Regions from separate parts of the Homo sapiens genome. Here region 2 is linked to region 1. A link is a loop called in an ENCODE intact Hi-C map of the cell type or tissue named here. Cell type or tissue: testis. All regions are shown on one strand. Links, peaks and the distances in the headings refer to the core of each region. The heading gives the core; the rest is flanking DNA.

What was found. Peaks named below come from ENCODE experiments on the same cell type or tissue, not always from the same donor. Only the 100,000 strongest peaks of a DNase experiment are listed, where the experiment ranks them.
Region 2: it touches region 1 in a loop (4-fold over the local background); 2 of 110 quality-filtered maps call a loop at or near these places.

What each region holds. Positions count from the first base shown.
Region 1 is chr15:85,989,317-85,999,408 of GRCh38, reverse strand. No RefSeq gene overlaps it. Among named protein-coding and RNA genes, the nearest start is that of AGBL1, 86 kb to the left of the region's middle. In testis, for the core only: no CTCF peak of the experiment used is centred there; no DNase peak of the experiment used is centred there.
Region 2 is chr15:86,056,268-86,066,359 of GRCh38, reverse strand. No RefSeq gene overlaps it. Among named protein-coding and RNA genes, the nearest start is that of AGBL1, 19 kb to the left of the region's middle. In testis, for the core only: no CTCF peak of the experiment used is centred there; a DNase peak (open chromatin) is centred at 5,429.

The DNA.
Region 1 (10,092 bases), core at 744-8,743:
ATGGGCTGTGAAAATAATCTTGTTCAATATCAGCTCACCCCACATTTAAAATAAAATGGCAGCTGGGAAGAAGCAGAGCAGTGAATGGCGAGGGTGATCATAAACAGGGCTAGAAATAGAACAAATGTGGGCATTTAGGAGAGAGGAGACTGTGCAGGAGGGGAGGCACATACCCCTGTGGCTGGGCATATCTGAATTTAATGGAATAAGATGAACTTAGAGCAAGAATTGAAGTGAGGTTAGAGTGCTCAGCACCAGAAAGGCTGAACAAAAAGGGGTGCAGGATACCTGGAGTAGACAGTTGGGGTGAGGGGACTGTCATTCATCAACTGCTCACATGGGCAAGACCTAGAAGTTCAGTGCCATGAATTTCAGGGAGGCCACTGTGTAGAAGAGAGAACACGATCCAGCCAGCCTGGTTCTCTTTCTGAAGACCTGTGTGATTTCTTCTCCAGCTTTGCACGTGCTCATTCCTCTGCCAGGTAAGATTTCTCCTTCCAATCTTGCCTCGGATGTTATCTCCTCTGGGATCCATCTCTACAAATCATAACGCCCCCTCACCGCCAATCTTACATGGTCACGTGCTTTGCCACACACAGTGTAGCATTTTACTCTACGTCCGGGATCAGGCCTCCGTTATATTATACTACACTTTAACTTTTATAGGATGTTTTCACCCTGTTATTCAAGCTTCCTGGCTACCCTGGGAGATTGTGTTTTATTCACCCCATTCGATATATGATATAAACTGAAGATCAGAGAAGCTGAGAGCATCACTCAAGGACCAGGCTCATGATGCTCAGGACAAAACTAAGCCAACTCTACAGCACAAGTTCAATGTCTTCCCACTTCACCAAGTTGCCCAAAGGATTAGCTGGAGGGAGAGCTCTGTGTGCATATAAGAATGGAGCTCTCCAGGGTTCTTTGTCATAGTCTTTTGGGGGGGAAAATGGGCTTCCTGGTATTGATGGTCATATTGAACATAAAAGTTACTTTTATTCTATTTCTTTCACCTTTGTGCCATATTACAAAATGGGCATATGCCAGATTCTGGGATTAGCACCCTTATACCATTGAAGGCAAAAACAAAAACAAACAAAAAAAAAAGACAAGAGTGTCCAAACAGAAGACCCTAGAGCTGCTCCCTATAGACCACTAACCTGTCCTACCTTGATGCACATGGAATAGAAATGGCAGAATCTAGGCACATATCAGATGTTCTTAGCCACCATCCTCCTAAGGCAGTGATGAGGAGACACCATTATCTCACCAAACATCCATTAAGTCTTACTGGGTTCTGGGAGTACAGAGTGAATGAATGCATAAGATGAGCCCCTGTCTCAAAGTGTTCAAAATCTTGTGGGGAAAATAGATTTGAATGTCCTGTTCTTTTATTATGATTCTGTTACTCTTGTTCATTCTTTTTTCTTTCCTTCCTGCTTCAAACGTATTTTATGCGGGTTTTTTCAATGTATTTTGTAATTTTTATTTCCTGGGGTATTATTTTGCTAAATAGTACTAAATGTGCTAAACATGCTCCACTTGTTGTTTCAGCTGACTCTACCTCTTTGTGGTTGGTTTTCTTACGTGGTTTAATTATTACTGCTGCTGCTGTTGTTAGGTCATCTTTAACAAGTGTTGTATTCCCTATAGGATTTTAATGGACTCTGGGTTGTAAAATATAACACAGCAGCATTAGGTTTGCTTTTGTTAGGATCCTGGTACATAAATGGTCTTGAACCACTTTTACGTTAATCCCTTGCCTTTCAGTAATTGACGCCCAGTTTGGATACAGACCTGGAGTTGTAATTTCCCTTTAATAACTTTAATGTTCGTGGGCAGGGCTTTTCTAGGCCCAAGACCAAGGGGCACTTGGAGGCTCTCCTCTCCCTACTCTTCATAGGCCTCTGATCAGGTCTCTGGCTGCTCAGTAGGAAATAAAAAATCAGTCTCTAGGACATAGAGCCTTTATCCAGCCTAAAACCCCAGCCAGTTGCAGCAGTAAAATCCCTCTCTCATTCTCACTCTTACCATCCTCTGTGTTTGTGGCACCTGGGGGCTTCCCTTTTCTCTCCTTTCAAGCTCAGTCACATTTTAGTGTTTGATTGTATATAGAATATTTGTCTTATAGCAAACAAACTGTCACCATGTTGCTGGAAGCCCCAAATAGAGACTTAGACACCATAATAAAGAATTTTGATTTCTTTCTGAGGAAAGCAATGGAGCCTAGAAGGTTCCACAGCGACCTCCTTCGCTGACAATGCTGATGACTGGAAAATCTGCTCTGGAGCCAGCAGCTGCCTGGAGCCCTGGAGACAGAGGCTGGTGCCGACTCGGCTTTGAATGCACCTGGGACCCTTAGCAGCTCGCCAGGCTTCTCTAGAGCCGACTCCTTCTCCCTAGTGAACAGCATCCCTCCTCTGTGTGATCCAAGCAAGGGTGAAGGAGTTCAGAGAAGTCTACGGAAAGGAGAAAGGCCAGATGCTGGGAGTGACCTACAGTAGTCCCCCTTATCTGAGGTTTCATTTTCTGCAATTTCAGCTACCTATAGTCAACCACAGTCCAAAAATAGCTAAGTATCATACAGTAAGATATTTTGAGAGAGCAAACTCACATTCCATAAATTTCATTATATAATTGTTATATTTTATGTAAATTTCTTACTGTTTCTAATTTATAAATTACATTATCATAGGTATGTATATATATATTTTTTAAAAAAGGCCAGGCCAGGCGCAGTGGTTCATGCCTGTAATCCTCACACTTTGGCAGTCTAAGGCGGGTGGATTGCCTGAGCCCAGGAGTTCAAGACCAGCCTGAGCAACATGGTGAAACCCTGTCTCTAAAATACAAAAAATTAGCCAGACGTGGCAGCATGCGCCTATTGTCCCAGCTACTCAGGAGGCTGAGGCAAGAGAATCACTAGAACCGGGGAGGTGGAGGTTGCAGTGAGCCGAAATCGCACCATTGCACTCAGCCTGGGCCAAAGAGTGAGTATCTGTCTCTTAAAAAAAAAAAAGAAAGAAGAAGGAAAGAAATTTTTAAAAACACCATAGTATATATAGCGTTTGGTACTATCCACGGTCTCAGGCACCCACTGGGGGTCTTGGAACATATCTCCCATGGATAAGGGGAGGCTACAGTACAGAGGGAATTGGGTGCCAGGGGGAGGACCCCAGGAGGGTGAAGTGAATAAGGATGGCACCACCCATGACTTCCAAAGACCAGCAAGGCATGGAATTACAACAGATGGAATGAAGGAAGAGGACCCAATGTTTACATGGGAACTACTCAGTGGACTCCTCCATGAAGTTCTTTTTTTTTCTTTAATTTCAACATTTATTTTGGATTCAGAGGGTACATGTGCAGATGTGTTACATTGGCATATTGCTTTATACAGAGATTTGGAGTTTGACTGATCCCCATCGCCCAGGTAGTAAGCATGGGACCCAACAGGTAGTTTTTCAGCCCTTGCCCCCCTCTTTTGGAGTCCCCAGTGTCTATTCTTATTTTGTGTCCATGAGTACCCACTGTTTAGCTCTCACAAGTGAGAACATATGGTATTTGGTTTTCTGTTCCTGCGTTAATTCGCTTAGGACAATGGCCTCCAGCTGCATTCTTGTTGCTGCAAATGACATGATTTCATTCTTTTTTATAGCTGCATAATATTTCATGGTGTATATGCACCACAGGTTCTTTATCCAATCTACCATAGATGGTCATCTACGTTGATTCCATGTCTTTATTATTGTGAATAGTGCAGCAGTGAACATACAAGCCCATGTGTCTTTTTCACAGAATGAGACAGTAATGGGATTGCTGGGTCAAACTGTAGTTCTGTTTAAGTTCTTTATACTCTCTCTTTTAAAAAAATATTAATAGACTTTGTGTTTTAGAAACAAAGCTTTTTCAGAAAAGTTGAGCCTAAAGTACAGAGAGGTCCCATATGCCCCCTCTCTCTCCTTCTACTCTAGTTTCTCCTATTACCATCTTGCTTTGTGTGGTACATTTGTGCTGGATGGATATCGATACGTTATTATGAACTAGTGTCCATCATTGACTTCAGGGTACACTTCTTGCACTGTACACTTAATGGATTGTGACATATGTACAATGGCATATATCTACCATTGCAGTATCATACAGAATAGTTTCACTGCCCTGTCTCATTTTTAGAACATTACATATTTAGAAACATAAGATTAACATATCATCCAGCAATTCTGGGTAAATACCCAAAAGAATTGAAAGCAGGGTCTCAAACAGACATTTGCACACCCATGTTCATACCAGCATTCTTCACAACAGCCAAAAGAAGGAAACAATCCAAAGATCCATCTATGGATGAATAAACAGAAGGTGGTATATACATACATGTACTGAAATGTGGTATATAATACAATAGAATATTACTCGGCCTTGAAAAGGAAGGAAGAATACATGCACAGTATGTTTATTGCAGCACTACTTACAATAGCAAAGACTTGGAACCAACCCAAATGCCCATCAATTATAGACTGGATAAAGAAAATGTGGCACATATACACCATGGAATACTATGCAGCCATAAAAAAGAATGAGCTCCTGTCCTTTATAGGGACATGGATGAAGTTGGAAACCATCACTCTCAGCAAACCAGCACAGGAACAGAAAACCAAACACCACATGTTCTCACTCATAAGTGGGAGTTGAACAATGAGATCGCATGGACACAGGGAGAGGAACACCACACACCAGGGCCTGTCAGGGGGTGGGAGGCAAAGGGAGGGATAGCATTAGGACAAATACCTATGCATGTGGGGCTTAAAACCTAGATGATGGGTTGATAGGTGCAGCAAACTACCACAGCAAATGTATAGCTATGTAACAAACCTGTACATTCTGCATATGTATCCCAGAACTTAAAGTAAAATTTTTAAAAAAAAAAGGAAGGTGGAATGGCACATGCTACAATATGGATGAACCTTAAAGACATTATGCTGATTAAAGTAAGCCAACCACAAAAGGCCGCATATTGTGTGATCCCACTTATATGAAGTACCTCAAATAGTCAAATTTCTAGAGACTGAAAGTAAAGTAGAGGTTACCAACAGCTGGAGAGAGGAAGGAATGGAGATGTAGTGTTTCATAGGAACAGTTTCCATTTGGAATGATGAAAAAGTAGTGGAGAGGGATGGTGATGATAGCTGTACAATAATGTGAATGTTCTTAATGCCACTGAACTGCACACTTAAAAATGGTTAAAATGGTAAATTTTATGTATATTACACCACGATACAAAATAAACAAACAGAAAAATACATCTATAGACCTTATTCCCAAAATGTTTTAAAGAAGCATGGTGTCTTAATTCTCTCAGAGGCTATATAAGGTGACTACCTTACTCAGTTTGTAGAGATATTTGATAACTCTCCAGCCAGGGCCATTTGTGTCACCCAGTGTGACCAACACTGTCATCCTGTGCACTTTTTTCTACAGGAAGTTCTAAGCCAGTCTCAACCCAGATCATGACATGGAACAGCAAGCACTCACCATTCTCTACCAGGAACCACACAAGAGAAGGGCAAGAAGAGACATAGGCTATAGTGGCCACTGCCAACAAAGAAAAATGCCTTTCCTGGGTCCATGAACTCAGTGGTTGGAAAATCTGGTTTGGATGACCCTTTTCTCCCCTAACATCCCACTGTTTTACATTTTTTGGCTTAAATGCACAATCAGCTGTTGACATTCTTCATCAGTGGTAGAACAAAGACAACACCATTTTCCCACGTGTTTGAGTTTTCAGCTTTGACAATTGGAACCGAATTGGAGGAATTATTTATCTCATTGCTCATTCCTCCCTCTACCCCAAAGCAAATTCTCAGTCTGTGCCTGCCAACCCATAATGACACTCTTGTGCATTCCTCTTGTTCTGCCTGCCTTTTCCCTCTCCCTTCCCCACACCCCCAACACACAGGTGGAAATTAAAAGCCAGGTTTGCCAATGCTGGAAGTCATATATTGAAGTTGGAAATAAATTGAAAATGAGCAAGCTGGAGCAACATAACAGAGCTCTGTGCCCAAGGCCTGATAAGCCACCCACACCAGTTCTTTCTGCTCCTGACAATGTGTTATGATTGCGTAGCTGAGTCACCTATACCAAATGATAGTAATTCAGCTCAATCATGTAAAAAATCAGAAATGCACAGCCATCTGGTCACAGGCTTACTCACCTATCCGGGCCACCCATTGACATACTGTTGGCAGAAAAGGGCATAGAAGGTGGTAGGTAAAAGGGAGGGCATGGATAGAGGGATGGCACTAAATGGCTTAGGGCCTTGGTTCTAAAACTTTGCCTCTGTCCCATCTTGTTGAAGTAAGCATTATGACACATGGCCATAATAGAGGTTCAGACAAGAATCTCCCCCATTTCTTCTATTCATTGCTGGAGATCTTTACAAGTGAAACAAACTCACTCTAACTCTACCATTTTTTCTAATGCACTTGGAAAAGATAAAGACAAAAGGCAATATTCATTGGTAACAACTTTGCAATAAAACCTCACTTTCATATATTGTTTGTTAGGGGATAAATTAGTATAATTACAGGGAAGCATGTTGGCATTAATGTATCAGGATTTTTAAAGTTATTCCAACCTTTAGACAGCCTTCTAAGGTAATTCTCTGTTATATCCTAAGGAAATAATCAGAGATAAGCACAAAAATTAATGTTACAAGAATTTTCATTTCTGCATTTCTTACAATAGCAAGAGTAAGGGAGAGAAAGAGAGAGAGAAGGAAGGAAGGAAGGAAGGAAGGAAAGAAAGAAGGGAGGGAGGGAGGAAGGGAGGGAAGGAGGAAGGGAGGAAGGGAGGGAAGGAGGAAGGGAGGGAGGGAGGGAGGGAGGAAGGGAGGGAGGAAGGGAGGGAGGAAGGGAGGGAGGGAAGGAAGGAGGGAGGAATTCAAATGTCCTATAATGAAATAAATGGTTTAAAAATTATGGCCGCACAACCAATTTACTAGAAAATAGCCATTACAAACCTCACCTTCAAAGAAAATTTAATGACATGGGGAAATGTTTATGATATAACAGTACGTGCAGAGCAGGCCATAAAACTTGATATACAATATGAAATGTATTCTGTCAAATCATATATAAAATTGCCTTTTTATGGGTCAAAATGGTTGAATTTCATCACTTTCGTATGATGCAAGTCAAAAAAGAAAAAAATACTACAAACAAAAAATATCACTATGGTAAGAGTGGTTTGCTCGGTTGACATTTAAGCTTTTTTTTTTAAATCCCTCTCTCCTTATTCCAGTGTTCTACCTCAGGCCTTTTGCAATTAGAGGAGGGAAAAAGTATAATTTAAAAATAAGAAAAAGTAGCTGGGCACAGTGGATCATGCCTGGAATCCCAGCACTTTGAGAGGCCGAGGCAGGTAGATCACCTGAGGTCAGGAGTTCGAGACCAGCCTGGCCAACATAACAAAACCCCGTTTCTACTAAAAGTACAAAAAATTAGCCAGGCATGGTGGTATGCACCTGTAGTCCCAGCTACATGGGAGGCTGAGACAGGAGAATTGCTTGAACCAAGGAGGTGGAGGTTGCGGTGAGCAGGGATTGTGCCACTGCACTCCGGCCTACACAACAGGATGAGACCCGATCTCAAAAATAATAACAAAAACATAAAAATAAGAAAATATAAAAGTTTAAGAGCCCACCCCCAGCAGAGTCCAATTCAGTCCAGGGAAGAGATGTGGTAGAACCAGCTTGTACAGGCTTACAAGAGCATATTGAGTGCTTTTCCCAACTCTTCCTTCTTGGTGTGATATCACATCAGGTTGGTAGTCTGAAATTGGCCACAGTGAAATTGGCCATGAGAATTGGTAAATGCTACAAATCTGGGCCTCTTTCTCCAACCTACCAGCATACCACTGGTCCAGGGGTTTTATCGGTCCAGGACAGGACCTGTCCAGCCACAGGATACCCCTGATTCCCTGCTGTTGGACTGATGAGTCAAACAACTCTTAATCATCTAACCCCTATTCTGAAATTCCACAATCTGAGTTCATGTTCATCAAATGAGCTTCTAATTCATATGACTTCCCATGGGTCTCTCCCATAGGGACAGGACTATGTGATGGACAGGCCCATCAGGGGATACATGGACACAGTGGTTACAGTTCTCACTGTTATTTAATAAATTAGAATTACTCAACGGGAATGGCGGAGTTTGCTCCTGAGACAAATTCAGGCTCCACGTGCGGCTGAGTCAGCTTTCAGAGCCTCTGATACCAAGGGTGAGGTGGTGGGCTATGCTGAATTCTTCTCCCTGGGAGACTGCTTTATCAGCTGTCAGCACACTTACCACCCACTTCTTCCTAGGCATTTCCCCATTTGCTGTTAACAGTTAATAGTAGTTAGCATTTACTGCTTGCTTATTGTGCCAGGCACCATGCTAAGTGCTTGACACACATGATACCATTTAGTCCTCAGGAGAAGCTCATAAGCTACATTGTAGGAATACTAGTGATGCTTTTGGCTCCTGAAACCTTTGAATATCTTTCTTTCATTCAGAGACTTTCCCACCTTCTAAGGTAGAAGGTGGAGCTTGATTTCCCAGCCTCCTTTGCAGCTAGGGCACAGGCATGTGACCCAATCTCTGCCAAACAGATGCACCCAGAAGATCTCCTTTGGGAATCTGGTGATCTAAAGCACCATTGGAAAGCCACCACGGAAAGGGTGGCTTCATGGACATCCACGATCCAGTGGCAGGATGCAGATGACAGTGCCCTGTACAAGCAGGGAATGCAGCAGTGTCTGGCCCAGCAGCAGTGGCTGGGGCATCTCTCCTGAGGCAGTCCTGCTGCTGTGTAGCCTGCATGCCTTCCAAATCTGACTTGGTGGCCCTCCTGAAAAAGCCAGACACTAATGAATACCCTTTACCCAACTCCTGTGAGGTTTAACCTCCAGCATAAGTTTCTGTGAATCTCAAAAACATTAAGAACCCTGACAGATTTATAGGTAAAATTATAACATATCCAAGGTCATATAATAATCGGGATTAAACCCAGGTCTCTTTGATCCCAGAACACATGCTTTTAAGATATTGCTGGAATGCACCATACCTCTACCCTCTAGGTCAGTATTATTGCTCCCATTTTAAAGATACTTCGGAGATTCTAGGAAGTTGAAACATTTTCTCAAGGACGCACAAGTGGTTAGTGGTGAGTGGAGCCAGGATCAATCCCAGGGCCACTCACTTGTCCCCCTGCCCTTTCCTGATAGATGTACCATCATGACCTGACTCAGTGGTCCCCATCCCACCCTCGAATTCCCTAGACCAGTCTCTCACCCTATGTGGGTGATGCCCTGTGCCATATCACCTCCTCCCTCAACCTCTTCCCTGACCTAGAATGACCTGCCCTTCTCCCCACTTTTCATTCAAATTCTATCACCTTTTCAAGGCCTACAAATGAAGTGCCACCTTCTCTGTGACACAGCGACCCACAGCTCCCGTGAACTCACATTCTATCTGAACCACTAATTTGGGAGTGTCACCCTGTGCTGCCTGGCATGGTTACTAATTCTGTCTTTTCTTCATTATCACATTGACAGCTCTTGGCAGACAAAGACTTGTAGTTGTTTAGCACCAAGACCAGTGCCATGCATACAGTAGGCACTTAAGAACTAGTGTTCAACAAACAAGTGAATACAATAGCAGCCAACTTGCCCTAATTAGCAACTTGATCTATATGAGATTTTTTTTTTTTTTTTTTGAGATGGAATCTTGCTCTGTCGCCCAGGCTGGAGTGCAGTGATGTGATCTCGACTCATCACAACCTTCGCCTCCCGGGTTCAAGCAATTCTCCTGACGCAGCCTCCCGAGTAGCTGGGACTACAGGCACGCGCCATCATGCCCAGCTAATTTTTGTATTGTTAGTAGAGACAGGGTTTTACCACATTGGCCAAACTGGTCTTGAACTCCTGACCTTGGGATCTGCCCGCCTCAGCCTCCCAAAGTGCTGGGATTACAGGCATGAGCCACCGTGCCTGGCCGAGGTGTTATCTTAATACTTCTGTTTACCTCCTTCCCCTTTCCCTAGGAATGC
Region 2 (10,092 bases), core at 1,073-9,072, 67 kb before region 1:
TAAATATGTATTAATCATAGCTCTATAGTAAGGAGTATGCACAAGACAATAACGTAGGAGCTAAGACAAAATCTCTACATCAAGAAACCCAGGTTCATATCCAGGCTCTGCTAATTCTAGTTGCATGACTTTTAAAAAGTTACATAAATTCTCTGTGCCTTAGCTTCTCATCACTAAAGCAGGAATAGTAACATGAAGACTTGTAAAGATTAAGTGCGTGATACATTTAAAATGTATAGCCCAGTGTCTATCATACAATAAGTGCTCAATAAATGTTAGTAGTTAGTATTATCAGGCCCTAGGATGGCATCAAAGAGATTATAATAAGAAAATATAGTCCCTTGCCCTCAAAAACCCTTAGAGTAGTGAAAGAGATTAACTTTCATGTAACCTTTTCCAGTGTGATTTGATGCTACCAACTGCAATGTGGTAGCCCCAAGGAGAAAGCAAGTTCTCCTCCCTAGAGAAGTTGGGGAAATCTTCCCGAAGCATATGGTCATTGTACTAGATCTCTAAGAACTCCAGGCTGAAGAGAGCAGAGAGGCAACCAAGGTAGCAGTAGGAGTGTGTGACAGGTATACCTGCGTAAAAGAGTTTGGGTTGTTTGTTATAACAAAGGGTTGGCGCAGTATACAAGTATTAGAGCGCTCATGATGAAGCTATAGAGGGAACTCTGGCCAAATAAAAGTTTTGTTTTCTATAATGTGGCGTGGGAGCCCAGCGAAAGTATGTAAGCAGGGAAGGGACATACATAAAGGACATTTTCGTGTTAAAATGTTTTCTCTCTCCATGAAAATGTGAGCCTTCCACAACTCCACGTGCAGCGGAGGATATGGCAAATCCATCTCCCTCTCCCCTCATTCACACTAGGCTGTGAATAACTAATAAAGCAGGATGCAGTGCTTCACCAGGAGAACTTACAATTTACTAGGACACAATTGATTAAATCTGGGGCATCGTCCAGAGAAGGAAGGATTTTGAGATTCAAGGGACTTCCCCAAGTCCCCTCCCTATCTCCTCTTTTCAGGCGGATGTCTAGTAAGTTCATGACAATTGGAGGCTCCCTTTAGCAGTTTAACAATTGATCAACAACTTCTAATGGATCTATCCAGGGATACTCAGTACTCTGTGAACCTGTAAGACACTCTGGATTTCCCTTCTGGGATATTATGACCAACTGCTTCCACTGAGCTATCTGCCCTTGCTGTAGTTCAGAGAGGAAACACCATTACTCACAGCCTAGCTGTTGGGTAAGCAGAAAGCAAGATCCATGGAAAAGGCAAAGTATTTTGTCCCCCTTCTTAGTTTGTATCTCACACTTCACCCAGTGGGATCTTTTCTTTTCTCTCCCACATCTCATTTCCCATACAAATACATGATGACCACATGTTAGCCATGAACAATGGTGACCAGCTCAGGTAACTAAATTCAGTCAAGAATAACTTCAGAGAAGCATTTGAAATTTAAGTCTTCTACCTTCTATCAATTTAACAGAAGACATCAGTTTATTTTATAACAGAAGATTATTAAATACCTGAAAGCAGGCAGAGAGATATTTGAAAGGTAAGGAGGACCAACTCTACCTAAGCTTGGTATAACTTAGGATGTATCTCCACGGTGACTTGAAAGTCAACATGATTTAACCCTTTAATGATACTTGGGAATGGAATTCATAAGGAATGATATGACGGACAGCCCCCTGCCACCTGGATCCCCACCTCCTGGTGTTCATGCTTTTGTGTAATTCCCACTCCTTGAATGTTAGCAGGACCTAGTACTAGCTCCTTCTAACCAATAGCATACGGCGTGGGTGTGGACGTCACGTCTGTGACTGCACTGCATTGTACAAGATGCCACCTTGATACACACTTACTCTAGAGACTCTGCTTGCTAGCTTGATAAAGTAAGCAGCCACGCTGGGAAAGCACATGTGGTAAGGAGCTGTGGGCACCTCCGGAGGCCTGCCAGCAAGAAGCAAAAGCCTGGCATACACCCCCAAGCCTGCCCCTGCCCCTTCCCCGTGTCCCTTGCTACTATGCTACGGCTGGAGAATTTTATTTTTTTTCTGATATAGGATTTCTTTCTGTAGCCCAGGCTGTAGTGCAGTGGCTCGATTACAGCTCACTGTAGCCTTAACCTCCTGGACTCAAGTGATCCTCCCGCCTCAGCTTCCCAAGTAGCTGGAAACACACGCACGCACCGCCAAACCTAGCTAATTCTTTTTCGTTTATTTTTTATACAGACAAAGTCTCACTGTGTTTCCCAGGCTGGTCTCAAACTCCTGGACTCAAACGAGCCACTGGCTTCAGCCTCCTGAAATGCTGGGATTACAGACTTGAGCCACCACGCACGGCCAGAGGAGGATTAGACTGAAGCCTTTCGGAGAAAGCCATCATCATGAACAAAGCGTCCAGCCCAGCTGCTCTCCCTTCTGTACCCCTTCTTTCCCTCCCGCCCCCCACCCTCCAGCAACCTACCCATCCGCACAGGAATCCCAGGGAAATCATCCGCATGCCTGCACATCATTCACACTCAAAAATAAGGAAGCAAAAGAGAAAAACTACAAAATCTGATCTGGCTGGTTGAAACTGATTCTCATTACAGTGATTTACATGAATAGGAGCTCAAATTTGCATACCATTAAGTGTTTAAGATTAACTTGTGCAAGTTTTATTTGATTTCAGCCTTCAATTCTCCACGTAAGCTGAGCCTCCATGGTTTTCTCCTCCAAGTAACAGAGCTTTAAAACAAAAATTAAAAGAACTGCCACGTCTAACAGATTTCTTCTGATTCACTAGTTCACTTTGGGGGAGGGGAGCACAGTTGCGCTTGGGATGCTTCCTCAACACTGAAATGGCAGCTGGTGCAAAGATCAATACTCACATAGAAGCTTCTTTGAATAGGAAATAGAATATTAATAGTAAGCTCTGCAGAGCTCAAAGAAAGAGTTTGCAGAATACTCATACCGCCTGCCAGAACCAGAAGAAAAGCGGTTTCAGGGGTCTGTCATTTTCCACAAGCAGAAAGAATTTAATGTTCACTTTAAGACGGAAAGAACCCTGCCTCTAGGATTAGGCCACACCTGTCCACCGGACTTGCAGTGCCAAAACCTGGATGGATGTGTCTCATCGGCCAGCTCCTATAAAATCTAATAGCAGGACTTTACATGAGGACCAGGAGTGGCAACGAATATCTCCTCACCCTGGAAAATGATCGGGAAAAACAAGTTTTATGAGCTGCGCTAGCACACTGTGTCTGGGTGTGATTAATCCATCTCAAGAAAATGACTTTGAGAGCCAATTAAAGGCAGCTTAGAGGAGCTATTTTGCATTGTCTCTTTATTCTGTTTCTGGCGACAATTGTACCTGTCAGTAAAGCTGTGACAAACTATCAATTTCAGCGGCATGAATTTTCAAAGGAAAATAAGAACTGCTGCCCCGGGAGAGACTGGTTGTTTACCTCAGAGTGGAAATCCCAACCACCAAGATGGAGACCGTTAGGTCTGTGTGGTTTCCAGCTCCAGGTGACGCTTTGCAGGTCCTCCCCTCGCCTCCCTGTGACCTTCTGCTCTGGAACATGGGAACATAAGAACCACCACCTCTAAGCTCAGATAAAGCAAATACATTCCATCCTAGAAGAATGCCTCTGATCACAATGAAGTGGGAGCAGGAGAAGGAAAGAGGAGGAGGAAGAAGAGGAGGAAAAGGAGAAATGCTTTCTATATACCACACAAAATTATGTTCCTAGTTTAAAATGGCAACTGCTTAGAGGCAAACGAGCAGAACAGAGCTTTCTTTCAAGGCAATGACTTTACCTCCACTTAATCAACTCTTGTATCCAAGTAGGTAACAAAGCATTTTTAGTAGGGAAAAAACCCAAATCCTATAATCCTTCCACTTAATGCTTCCCCCAGAAAACAGGAACTGCCCCAACGCAAAGTATTGTGAAAAGAGTCGAACTGGAAAAAAAAAAAAAAGATGTGCTCCCAGCATCCAAGCCTGAAACGGAGTCAGATTGCCCAAAGTGGGACCGAAGCTCAAGGCAAAAGTAATCACTCCTGGGCTTGGACCAGGGAGATCCTCCTGGTTCCTTAGATTGCTGCATCCTAATGCCATACAAAAGGGACAGGGCTGGCTCTGCCTGCACCTCAGGTTCTGTCATTTGGGTAGTGTTGCAAGTGTGTTTTGATGCCTATCGGCCTCTGGTCAAGACAAGCATCTATCAGTTTACCTATCCAAGAGCTCGAGTCTTTGCCAGGTAGCCAGGGTCAGGCAGAGGCAAAACTGGGAAGTCAAGAGGCTAGTCCTGCAGGCCCCTACATTGTCCTTCTGGGAATGACAGGCACTTTTCAAAGCAGATATGGCTCCACTGACATCATGTTCTGCTTCAGGATTCCAGAAACTTGTGTAGCCCCACCCGGCTAAAAAGGTAAGCTATGCAGCTGCAGCCCCATTGCAAGCCCTGGGAAACACGCACAGTTTAATTAGGCCTTAAGAAGATAATGTCGTAATCCCAGCTTCCCTTGCTAGGCTCTTCCTGCAAAGCCTCTGGCCTCAGTGAAGCAACTATGGGCTCATTTTCCCAGTCTCTTGCCCAATGCTACATCACAAATGCTTGCGCACAGAAGCACGTGCACGCGCACGCGCACACACACTCCATCTTCTGTGCTTCTGCAAGTTTCCATCAGGAATCAGCTAAAACGCCAACTCCTTCACAAAGCATTCCCAGAGGCCTCCTCCAAGCATGAATCTGTTTCCCTGCTCGGCATCAAAAGCGTGCCTTCTCTTCATTATGTAGTTTACCATAATCTCCCACACCGGACTGTACCTAGTTTAGCATCCCAGACCAGATCATGGTCATCTGTGTGTCCTCAGTGCCTAATCCCGGGCCTGGGATACTGGAGATGCTTAGAAAATGTATCTTGAGGAAAGGCAGAAAAGAAGGGAAGAAAGGAGGGAGGGAGGGAAGAAGACATTTGACATGAAGGTTGCTTGGCTTCCTTAGGTTGCTAGAGATAGGCAAAGGAAAAAGTAAAGAGAGAAACTCACATTTCTTAAGTGCATATATGTATCTGGCATTATTCTAAGCACTTTATTTTATTATAAGCACTTTCATTTCCTTCAATATATTTTATATATTAAAAAACCAAGGTCGGTTAAGTAACTTTTCCAAGGACTCACAACAAATGAGGCTGAGAGCTGAAATTCTAAATCCCAGCTCATCTGACCATGGAAAGTGCACCTTTTTTCTCTTACAGCATTGTCTTCTTAGGCTCATAAAATATTAGAATAAAAATGAACCTTAGCGATAATCTAGTCTGAGCTCTTTGAGGCCCAGAGAGGTTAAGTCATTTGCCTCAGGTCATCCAGCTGGTCCATGGTAGAGCCAAGAACTCCTAACTCCCATTCCAGTGTTTTTTGGCATCATCCCTGGCTCCTTGGAAGGGCTACAAGTATGTGTGATATCACACTACCAAATTCTATTAAGAAATGCAGAACAATATTTGGGGAACAAGGCTAGCACGTTTTGTCTTCCCAAAGCAGCTGTGGGACCATAATTACACTGAGGAAACATACAAAGGAGACAATCAGCCCCAAACACTCCCAGATGCTGCTCACATCCCCTGGAAGAGATCTGTACCTCGAGGGGAACAGGAACTCTTAGAAAATTTTCTGTTAATCCTGTCAAAATCTGCCCTCCAGACGGGAGGATTAAACGATACCAGTATCAGGCCAGGCGCGGTGGTTCACACCTGTAATCCCAGCACTTTGGGAGGCCAAAGCCAGTGGATCGCAAGGACAGGAGTTCGAGACCAGCCTGATCAACATGGTGAAATCTTGTCTCTACTAAAAATACAAAAATTAGCCAGGCATGGTGGCATGCGCCTGTAATCCTAGCTTCTCAGGAGGCTGAGGCAGGAGAATCGCTTGAACCCGGGAGGCAGAGGTTGCAGTGAGCCAAGATGGTGCTGCTGCACTCCAGCCTGGGGGACAGAATGAAGACTTCGTCTCAAAAAAAAAAAAAAAAAAAAAAAGATACTGGTATCAGGACTTCCATTTATTTCCTTGTGAAATTATTCATTCCAATGGCTCTGATGTGCAGGTCTTCACACCTCAGTAGTTTTACTGCCCATGAGCACTTCTCCATCATCCCATGAGGTGGCCTGCTTTGCTGTCAACGTTTTCAAGATGAGCACACGGACACTGTGAGAAGATAAGGTACTTGCTAGTTAACAGCAGTAGTTTAACAGCCACGCAGAAGCCACCATCACAGCTTTCAAGCCACTGGGTTTGATCAAGAATAGGTTGCTTGGCTCAGATCTGTCTCCTGGGTGGAGTTTCCTTCTGTCTTCTCATCTTTGACTCTTTCCTCTTATGGTGTCCTCTCTCTGGCAATGTCCCCTTGCAACTCCTTCTAACCAGAAGACCTTCTCAAGATCCCCGCCCTGCTCCTGGGAGAAGGCATCACAGTTGAATAAAAAGAGCATTTGGCTCAGGCTCAGAACTTGACATCCCACACCTGCTTTGCTGTTTTATCCTCAGCAAGTGGCTTGAGTTCTCTGCACTTCTGTTTTCCACTTTGGAAACCAGGATGATAGTCAAGGTCTCCTTCAGCTGTGACATTTTGTGATTTATTCCAGGCCATTCTGGTTGGTCCACTATCTGACCTCCAGCACTTCACAGCCTTCCTGTGCAACTTAGAAATTCACTTACCCAGCTGGGTGCAGTGGCTCCTGTGTGTAATCCCAGCACTTTGGAAGGCTGAGGCAGGAGGCTCACCTGAGGTCAGGAGTTCAAGACCAGCCTGGCCAACATGGTGAAGCCCCATCCCTACTAAAAATACACAAAAGTTAGCCAGGCGTGGTGGCATGGGCCTGTAATCCCAGCTACTCAGGAGGCTGAGGCAGGAGAATCACTTGAACCTGGGAGGTGGAGGTTGCAGTGAGCTGAGATCTCACCAGCGCACTCCAGCCTGGGCGACAGAGCAAGACTCCATCTCAAAAAAAAAAAAAAAAAAGAAATTCATTTATCCAATAACTGTTTCGCATACACAGTCTCATCTCTCTAATAAATGTGCAGCTGCTTAAAGGCAAGCACTAAGGTAGTGTTTCTGGTTTATTCTCTGCAGAAGAACCATTTGGAACTCAGTAGATGCCTGGAGATGAATTAATCTGTTCAGTTCAAGCAGCTCATACCTCAATAGTAACATCACCGCCACTATGTAGGACAGGAGAAAAACAAGCATGTGGAAGAGGAGGAGTCAAGTCAGCCATTCTGGAATGTGACCAGGAAAGAAGTCAGGCTGAGCCCCTCAAGGGCAATATGTACCTAGGCTGTGCCTAGGTGTGGACACATGGGACCAAGAAGGAGCAAGTCAGTTGCCATCCAGGAAACAATGCCAGAAGGCTGCAGAGGGGAGCTGGGCAGCAATAAGGGAGGGTCAGGTGCTGCAGGAGAGATGGTAACCCCAAGTCTATGGAGGTTGAAGGCTGGTCCAAGAATCAACTCTGAAAGCTCAGCCTACCTTCCAAGTCATCCTTAGTTCAGGTGACAAGCTCTACTTGGAGGGATTAGAGTCTGCTTCCGTGTAAAGGAGAACAATGCAAGGGTCACAGCTCTTCCCTTCCTTTATCCTAGCCAGGCACTTGTCTGTCTCACCAGTTGCATTGGTTCCAGCTTTCAAGGAAGGCTTTTTGAATGATGTACTTTCCCCTCTGTATTCCTTTAGAGGATGGGCTCTGGAGCCAGACTACCTGAGTTCAATCCTGGCCCCCCTTCTTACCAGACTGACTACCTGTGTATCCTTGAGCAGGTTGCTTCATGCCTCTGAGACTTGGTTTCCTCATCTGTAGAATGGGCATGACAATAATGCCCACACCCATGCGGTTGTTTTGAGATGTAAGGAATTAGTACTTAACATAAAGTCCTTCAAACAATTTCTAATGTGTAAGTGTTACTGCTATTTTTTTTGCTCCATTTTAGCAAAATATCCCCTGAAATAATCAAGCACCCATCCTCTGAGGTACTTACCTTTCAGAACAAATTGGGTTTCCTGCCTACAAAGCAAACTTTTTCTAAGATACAACTGAGTGATTTACCTGCAAGCCTTTGGTAGATGTTTTTCTCTTATGTCTCACCTTTAGAATGAATGGGAAATTAATTTAGCTAAAAATCATTTCATTCTATAAATGACTGTTGCTGGGGGTATGACTTAGGCACTGCAGTGGGCTTATATAAAGTACAGTCCCAGCCGGGCACGGTGGCTCAAGCCCGTAATCCCAACATTTTGGGAGGCCAAGGCGGGTGGATCACGAGGTCAGGAGACCACGACCAAGACCATCCTGGCTAACACGGTGAAACCCCGTCTCTACTAAAAAATACAAAAAATTAGCCAGGCATGGTGGTGGGCACCTGTAGTCCCAGCTACTCGGGAGGCTGAGGCAGGAGAATGGCGTGAACCTGGGAGGCGGAGCTTGCAGTAAGCCGAGATTGTGCCACTGCACTCCAGCCTGGGCAACAGTGTGAGACTCCATCTCAAAAAAACAAAACAAAACAAAAGTACAGTCCTGAACCTCAGTGCACTTAAAACCTTGTGAGGGAGTCACACATGTGGCAAAATAGCATAGAAACAGAATACACCATGTGCTGTAACAGAGCTACAAGATATTATGGATACCACGTGCAGAGAGAGGACCTTGTATAAGATAGACATCATCCTGTTGCAAGAAACAAGACTTACTCACCTTAAGCTGAGTGAAAGGGAATCTGTTATGAAGATACTGAAGTATCTTCCAAGCACCAAAGGCAAGAAGAGAGTCCAGTTTACTCACGCATTCAACAAATGTTTATTGAGGGCCTACTGTGTGTCAGGCACTAGGTATTCAGCAGCAAACTATGCAGATAAAATCTCTGCCCTCTTGGAGCTTGCATTCCAGTGGAAGGAGACAGAAAATGAACAAAATGAGTCAAATATGAATTATGTGAGGAGATGAGGAGACCAAATAGCAGGGGAGCAAAATGGGGATGAGTGAGAACTTGCAGGGTGATGATTTTAAACAGGATGATGATGGAAGGCCTTGCCTGGAAGGTTCTATTTCAACTAAGTCTTAAAGGAGATGAGAGGGTAAGCCTTACTGACATCTGGGGAAAGAGCATCCCAGGCAGAGGATGCAGAAAGCAATGTAAAGGAACAGACCAGGCCTGCTTGGGAACAGTTGGGGACCTGTGTGGCCCAGAACAGTGAGCCAGGGGAGATTCATAGGATCCAAGGTCAGAGACAAAGGAAAGCCAGACCATAGAGGGCCTCCAAGGTCAAGGGAAGGACACTGGCCTTAGTCTGAGGGAGAAGGAACACCATCAGAAGGTTTTAAGCAGGTTTCCTGTGAATTAGATGGGGAATGTGAGAGAAAGAGAAGACCCAAGAATACTCCAGACTTAATGTATCCAACTGGTCCAACTGCCTTTTTGTCAACATCCCCACTTATGTCAAATGGGCAACTTCAACCTACCACGGACAAAGCAAGACTCCTGATTTTCCCCCAAAACCCGGATCTTTCCAATTTTCTCCAGCTCAAGAAATGAAATTCCATTCTTACAATTGCTCACCTAGACTCTGCCCTTTCTCTCACACCCACATTCAACTCACATCCACATTTTCAAATTCACCAGGAAATCTGTCTTCTCTGTCTCAAAAGACACAAACCCATCTCTTTCTTGCCCGACCCCTCACCCCGCCACTACAACTACCGTGGCCCAAACAACCATCACCTCTTGCCTGGAGGATAATAGTGGCCCCCTAGCTAGCCTCTCTGCTTCTGCTCCTGGCCCTCGAGGTTATTCTCTACATAACAGCTCAAGTGCCTTTTAAGCCAACATCATGCCATGCTGTTTTAGTGGCTTCCCCCTCCTACTCAGAGTGAAAGCTGAAGCCCTCGTAATAACTTCCCTTTGCTCTACCCCAAGTAAGCACTCAGTGTATGTGTGTCCCACGAATGAATGAATGGATACAAGGATGATGGGAACTGAGAACTTGAAAACCATCAGGAACCAAGACAATCACTGTGTCTTTTTCTCTGCATTCCTCCTCCAACTG